Linked DNA regions of Mus musculus: region 2 is linked to region 1. The links are chromatin loops, found by intact Hi-C in ENCODE. Cell type or tissue: left cerebral cortex. All regions are shown on one strand.

Region 1 (2,500 bases):
CTGACTGCAGTCCAAGAACATACTTTTAATCATGAAATCATACAGCTCTGAATTGACCGGGAAGTGGGAGATATGTAGATCCGAGTTCCAGCTCTTGACTTGCTACAAACAAATATAAAACCTTTACAGCTTACTCCTCACTAGCTGGGCCTTGTAGCTTTTCTTCGTGGTGGTCAGGTGGGTTGGAGATACTAGATGGTAATTGTTAGTGTTCTTGTCATGGTCCATCTGGAGTATCAAAGAGTGACAGATGTCAGTGGGTAACATCAGAGGTTTGTTTCTCCATAAATTACCTACCGCCTTAGCTATGCCTCATGGTCTGTGCTCTGGGATGGACATAGGAAGAAATGATGGAACTTAGAACAAATATGCTGTGAAAGAGTGTGGTATGATAGCCTTTGAAAGGTTATGATAGGTTATGAAAGTTTATGATAGTCTTTTCAGTGTCACAGACTAGAGTGTGTCAAGAGAAGTGGCTGATGGAGAAGGTGAAGGTGTCCATGTTTTCTGATACTTGAAAAATGGCTGCTCTGGATAATGAGTGCTTTATGGTACCAGTGGGTGGACTCTCTAACACTGCAGATTTTAGGCCTGTGCTTTATGGCACCAGTGGGTGGAATCTCTAGCGTTGCAGACTTTCAGTCATTATAGGACAGAAGAAGTAGCCATGTTGTTTTAGCCAGCATCTTGTCATTCTAAATCTGCACCCATCTTGAAACTTCACAGTAGTCATATATTTGAAAATGAGTCTAAATTTTTGCCTAGTGAATAATACGAATTTTTGTGTGGCAGAGATTATTTTAGCACTGTTGTAGAGCAGAGCCAAAGATTTAAATTGGGCCAGGCCTGCTTGGCAAACAATCCCCATACAAGATACTCTGAGAAAGAAGCTAGCTGCTAAGGTTGATGACAGAGGGCAGTATTTGCCTTCCTGCATGCTCCTCCTTGTTTATTGATAATTGCCAGATTGTTACTGCACTTATAATTGTGGTAACTTTTTCTGGTTAGCAACTGTTCCTTGAAGATAGATTCTTTAAGAAAAAGCCTCACCCCACATATGAAGTAGAAATGCAAATCTAGCCTTTAAAAGATGTTGCTTCTGCACTGAGATGTAATTTTAGACCTGTGCTCTTTTCTCCACTGTTGGTTGTGCAGATTTTTTGATGAGGCATGCTGCAGTTGGGGTGGTTTATATGTTTCTTGCAAGTAGAACAAACCCAGTTAAGCAAGAGATTGAAATTAGCCAAAAGTTAGCTTCTCTGCAGTCTTAGGTAGCCCACAGCCAAGAATTATATGATGACAACTCTTAGTGATTCTTTGGTATTAAATTATCTTGGAAAAGTGCAGTTTTAATTTTTTCCCCTGAAAGACAGACCTTCATGTAGTCCAAGATAGTCTTAAACTCAGTATATAGCTGAGACTAACCTTGCCCTTCTGAGTTTCCAGCTTCTCCCTCTTGAGTACTGAGGGTACTGATGTGTGCCACCACACCCAGTGTATGGGATACAGGAGTTAACTAGGAAGCAACCTACCAACGGAGTCACATTCCCCAGCCTGAGATTTCTTAATTTACCTATTTATTCAATAAATAGTAGTTCAGAACTTGACACTCAGACACCGTGTGTGTGTGTGTGTGTGTGTGTGTGTGTGTATCTATGTGGACCCTAGAAGACAATGTTACATGTCTTCTTGCATTTGCTCTCCATCTTGGGACATGGCTTTCACTGAACCTGAAGCTCTGCTCTCAAGTTCAGTGAAGCTGGCTGGCCAGAGAAATTCCTGCTCTCACGTGCCGTGCCTATGTCTGTGCCTGAATGTCTTGGAATGTCTCTCAGAAAGCCAATGTATTTGTTGATCTCAGCATAGTTGGGGAATCCCTTGTGCCACAGTGATGCATGCTTCTTGTCTGCTTGCTGCCTTCCTTTTCCCTCCCCCTCCATCCTTTTTGTTCTTCATTCTTGTGTTTCACTTATATGTTGATCCTTTGAGAAGTGAACTCATCCAAGACTATGAAAAACTGTATATGACGTTGTATATAAAACATGTATGGTGCTCAGGTGTGGTGGTGCACAACTATAATCACAGCTTTCAGGCTCAGGAGAATTGTGTTTGAGGTTGACCTTTGCTGCATAGCATCATGGCAAGGCCCTTTCTCAAAACAAACAAGTTATTTCTCAAAATAAACAGAAGGCAGTGAAAGATTAATTTACTTTCAAAAATAATTGCAGTTTCACCTATGTAGATTCAAAGCAGGTACATTTGTTTCTTAGCTCAGAAACTCTGTATATGAAATTAGTATTATTGGTATGCTATTATAAGAGTGTGCATATAATTAGACAACTTTTGGTTGGTCTTTGCTATGTGTTCCTCTGAATTTGAGTTCTGAAATGCTGTTTCTGGAATTAGGCCTCTCTGTGCCTTTGGTTTTGATATATCACTACTAGAAATTTGTTAATTCTCATTGCTTTTGTTGTCTGGTCTCTAGGATATACAGTTAATT
Region 2 (2,500 bases), 130 kb before region 1:
GAGGTCATGGAAACCTTCCTCTCAGAAAAATCAGCGCTGGAGAGATGGCTCAATGGTTAGGCATCAGTATGGTTCTTGCAGAGAACCCACATTAAGTGTTTCACGGTTGCCTGGAGCTCTAGCTCTAGGTATCCAAATCTAAAACCTCTTCCAGCTTTCTGTCTGTCTGTCTGTCTGTCTGTCTGTCTGTCTCTCTCTCTCTCTCTCTCTCTCTCTCTCTCTCTCTCTCTCTCATACACACACACACAACACTCACACACACATTTAAAAATAAAATAAGTCTTTAACTCCCAGATTCTACAGAAAATGAACTCCAGGATCTTCTGGCCCTGGTCTCAGCTCCTCTCCCTCATCTGGCAACCTGCTGCCTTCTGCTCTGGTTGCTAGCTGGGTGGGGTATTCTAGGAGACTCTGCAACCCAATGCTCCCTGACTGTCCTCTGCCCTCGCAGTAGATGCCTGGACATGCTGTTCCTTGGAGGTCAAACTCTGCCTGTAGCTCCTCTGCCAGGAAGACAGGCAAATTCTTCATGCAAACGGGGGATCGTTTTAACGGGTTGGGGCCCCTCTGCTTGGAATCTAATTTCTGTGTGCACAAAAAGGAGTTGAGAGGATGGAACTCTCCAGAAGCTGAGATTCAGAGGAGCTGTGGGCTGAGTCCTAGGGAAGAACCGTGGGCCTGGGCGTCTGAGTGGGTAGCGAGGGGCAGGGAGGAAGGAACAGGCTCCTAGGCTCCTCCCGGTTGCCTAGGTGACAGGAGGTGGGAGGAGGACCCAGAAGTGCAGGCTGGGTTTATCCGGCATCTCAGATCTTAATTCAGTGGAGTGGCACCCACTTCAGCCGCTTTGATCCCAGCAGCTCAGCCTCCAGGGAGAGTGGGGCGGGAGTGCCAACACAGAAGAATTCTTATCCATTCTTTCAGCTCCGTCCTCAGGGTTCCGCCTCCCCTCAGAAATAATGTCCACTCTGGGAAGGGACTAGGGAAAGTCTCCTGGCCTGCGTGGTTTTCAGATGCTTGTTTCAAAGGAAATCTTATCCAGAACCCCTATATGGAAAGCAAACATCGGGAGCCACTCACCTCCTCTGCAGTGTGTGAAAAGTCATCTGGGGGGAAAAGAAGCCTTGCTTGCTTCTTTGAGTACCCCGCAAATGAATTCATGGCAGTCCACGGGCCTTCCAGTGGGCGCCCCAGAGCAGGGGAAGCAGGGCCCTAGACGGAGGCGAACAAGCTAACTAACTGATCCAGGAACTTCCACAGCTAGGGCAGCATTACTCCTTTTGCAAAGGAAACTGAGTCCTGGATCGACACAGCGGTTTGCTAGGAGGGGTGTCCATAAAGGGAGAAATATCTTCTACTGAGCAGCTGAATATTTGGCTGGCTCCAGCCGTGACTCTTAGATCAAATTCAGGGGTGCCAGATGGCGCAGGGGCGGAGCACAGGCCTGGGAATCTCATCCCTCTGTTACTATGGGGGGTGGGGGTAGGAAGGGGGGACACGCATGACCTTGGGGGGATTTATTTTGAAGAGGCAAAGGGATCATCCCCTAGTTTGCAAGAGGTCCAGAAGAGTAATAGGATTAAATGGTGCTCCAGTCTGTTTTTTTTTTTTTTTTTTAAATTGTTTCTAAATGTCAGGGCCTCCTTGGGAGAAGGGGGCAAGCACACTGGCTTTTCAAGACTATTTGACAGTCAGTTTTTAAAACCTCATTATTTTTTCTCATTTTACATGGCTAATTATAAAGTAAGAGAGAGTCAACTCAGAAAACATGAAGAACAGAAAATGAAAGGAAAAACAATAAGATCATCCATAAACATAGCTCTAGACACAGCCGGTGGCCACTTCCTTTTAACATTTTTTCCTTGTACGGAACACTTCAGATTGTAATTTTTAAAATAACCAACGAGTAATGTCTAACAGACTAATATTAGACCATAAAAGTGAGGCCTGTGGGATGGCTTAGTGGATTAAAGGTGCTTGCCACCAAACATGGATGGTCTGAGTCTAATCCCTGGAACCTGCCTGGTGGAAGGAGAGAAGAGATAGTTCAAAGCTGTCCTCTGACCTCCACGTGTGTGCCACGGAAAGTAACCCTCCCCCAACAACACACAAATTAAATACATTTAGTGATTTCTAAAAAGAGTAATCAAGTTAAAAATCTGCGTGAGACCTCCCAAACAGTACAGGCTACTCTATGCTCAAATGGAGAGACCATATTGTAGGAGATACCACACATACTGATTACGGGACATGGAAAAATCAGGTTGTGGCACACCAGAAAGCTTCTTCCGGGACACCTAACTTTCTATAGGGAAAATGTCATTATCTGTCTACCCACCTGTCAATTACAATATGACCAGTGTGGCAAGACATGCCCGTGGGTACAATACTGACACTATGTTATAGGCACAAGCAACTGCCTTCTGACTGTGCTTAAGGCCCACTCTCTAGGAGGAAGCACATGCCTGGCATATTGTAAAACTGGCCAAGAACCCATGTTGGG

What was found. Hi-C counts contacts between places; a loop is a spot of excess contacts. Peaks named below come from ENCODE experiments on the same cell type or tissue, not always from the same donor. Only the 100,000 strongest peaks of a DNase experiment are listed, where the experiment ranks them.
Region 2: it touches region 1 in a loop (10-fold over the local background); 2 of 42 quality-filtered maps call a loop at or near these places.

What each region holds. Positions count from the first base shown.
Region 1 is chr9:62,923,726-62,926,225 of GRCm38, reverse strand. The region is part of intron 2 of Pias1 (protein inhibitor of activated STAT 1); the gene reads left to right. Among named protein-coding and RNA genes, the nearest start is that of Gm35574, 56 kb to the left of the region's middle. In left cerebral cortex, no CTCF peak of the experiment used is centred here; DNase peaks (open chromatin) are centred at 170, 856 and 1,108; H3K27ac peaks cover 2,422 bases.
Region 2 is chr9:63,057,603-63,060,102 of GRCm38, reverse strand. No RefSeq gene overlaps it. Among named protein-coding and RNA genes, the nearest start is that of Gm39354, 30 kb to the right of the region's middle. RefSeq lists an enhancer at 1-2,093. In left cerebral cortex, no CTCF peak of the experiment used is centred here; DNase peaks (open chromatin) are centred at 754, 1,134 and 1,355; H3K4me3 peaks cover 545 bases; H3K27ac peaks cover 2,415 bases.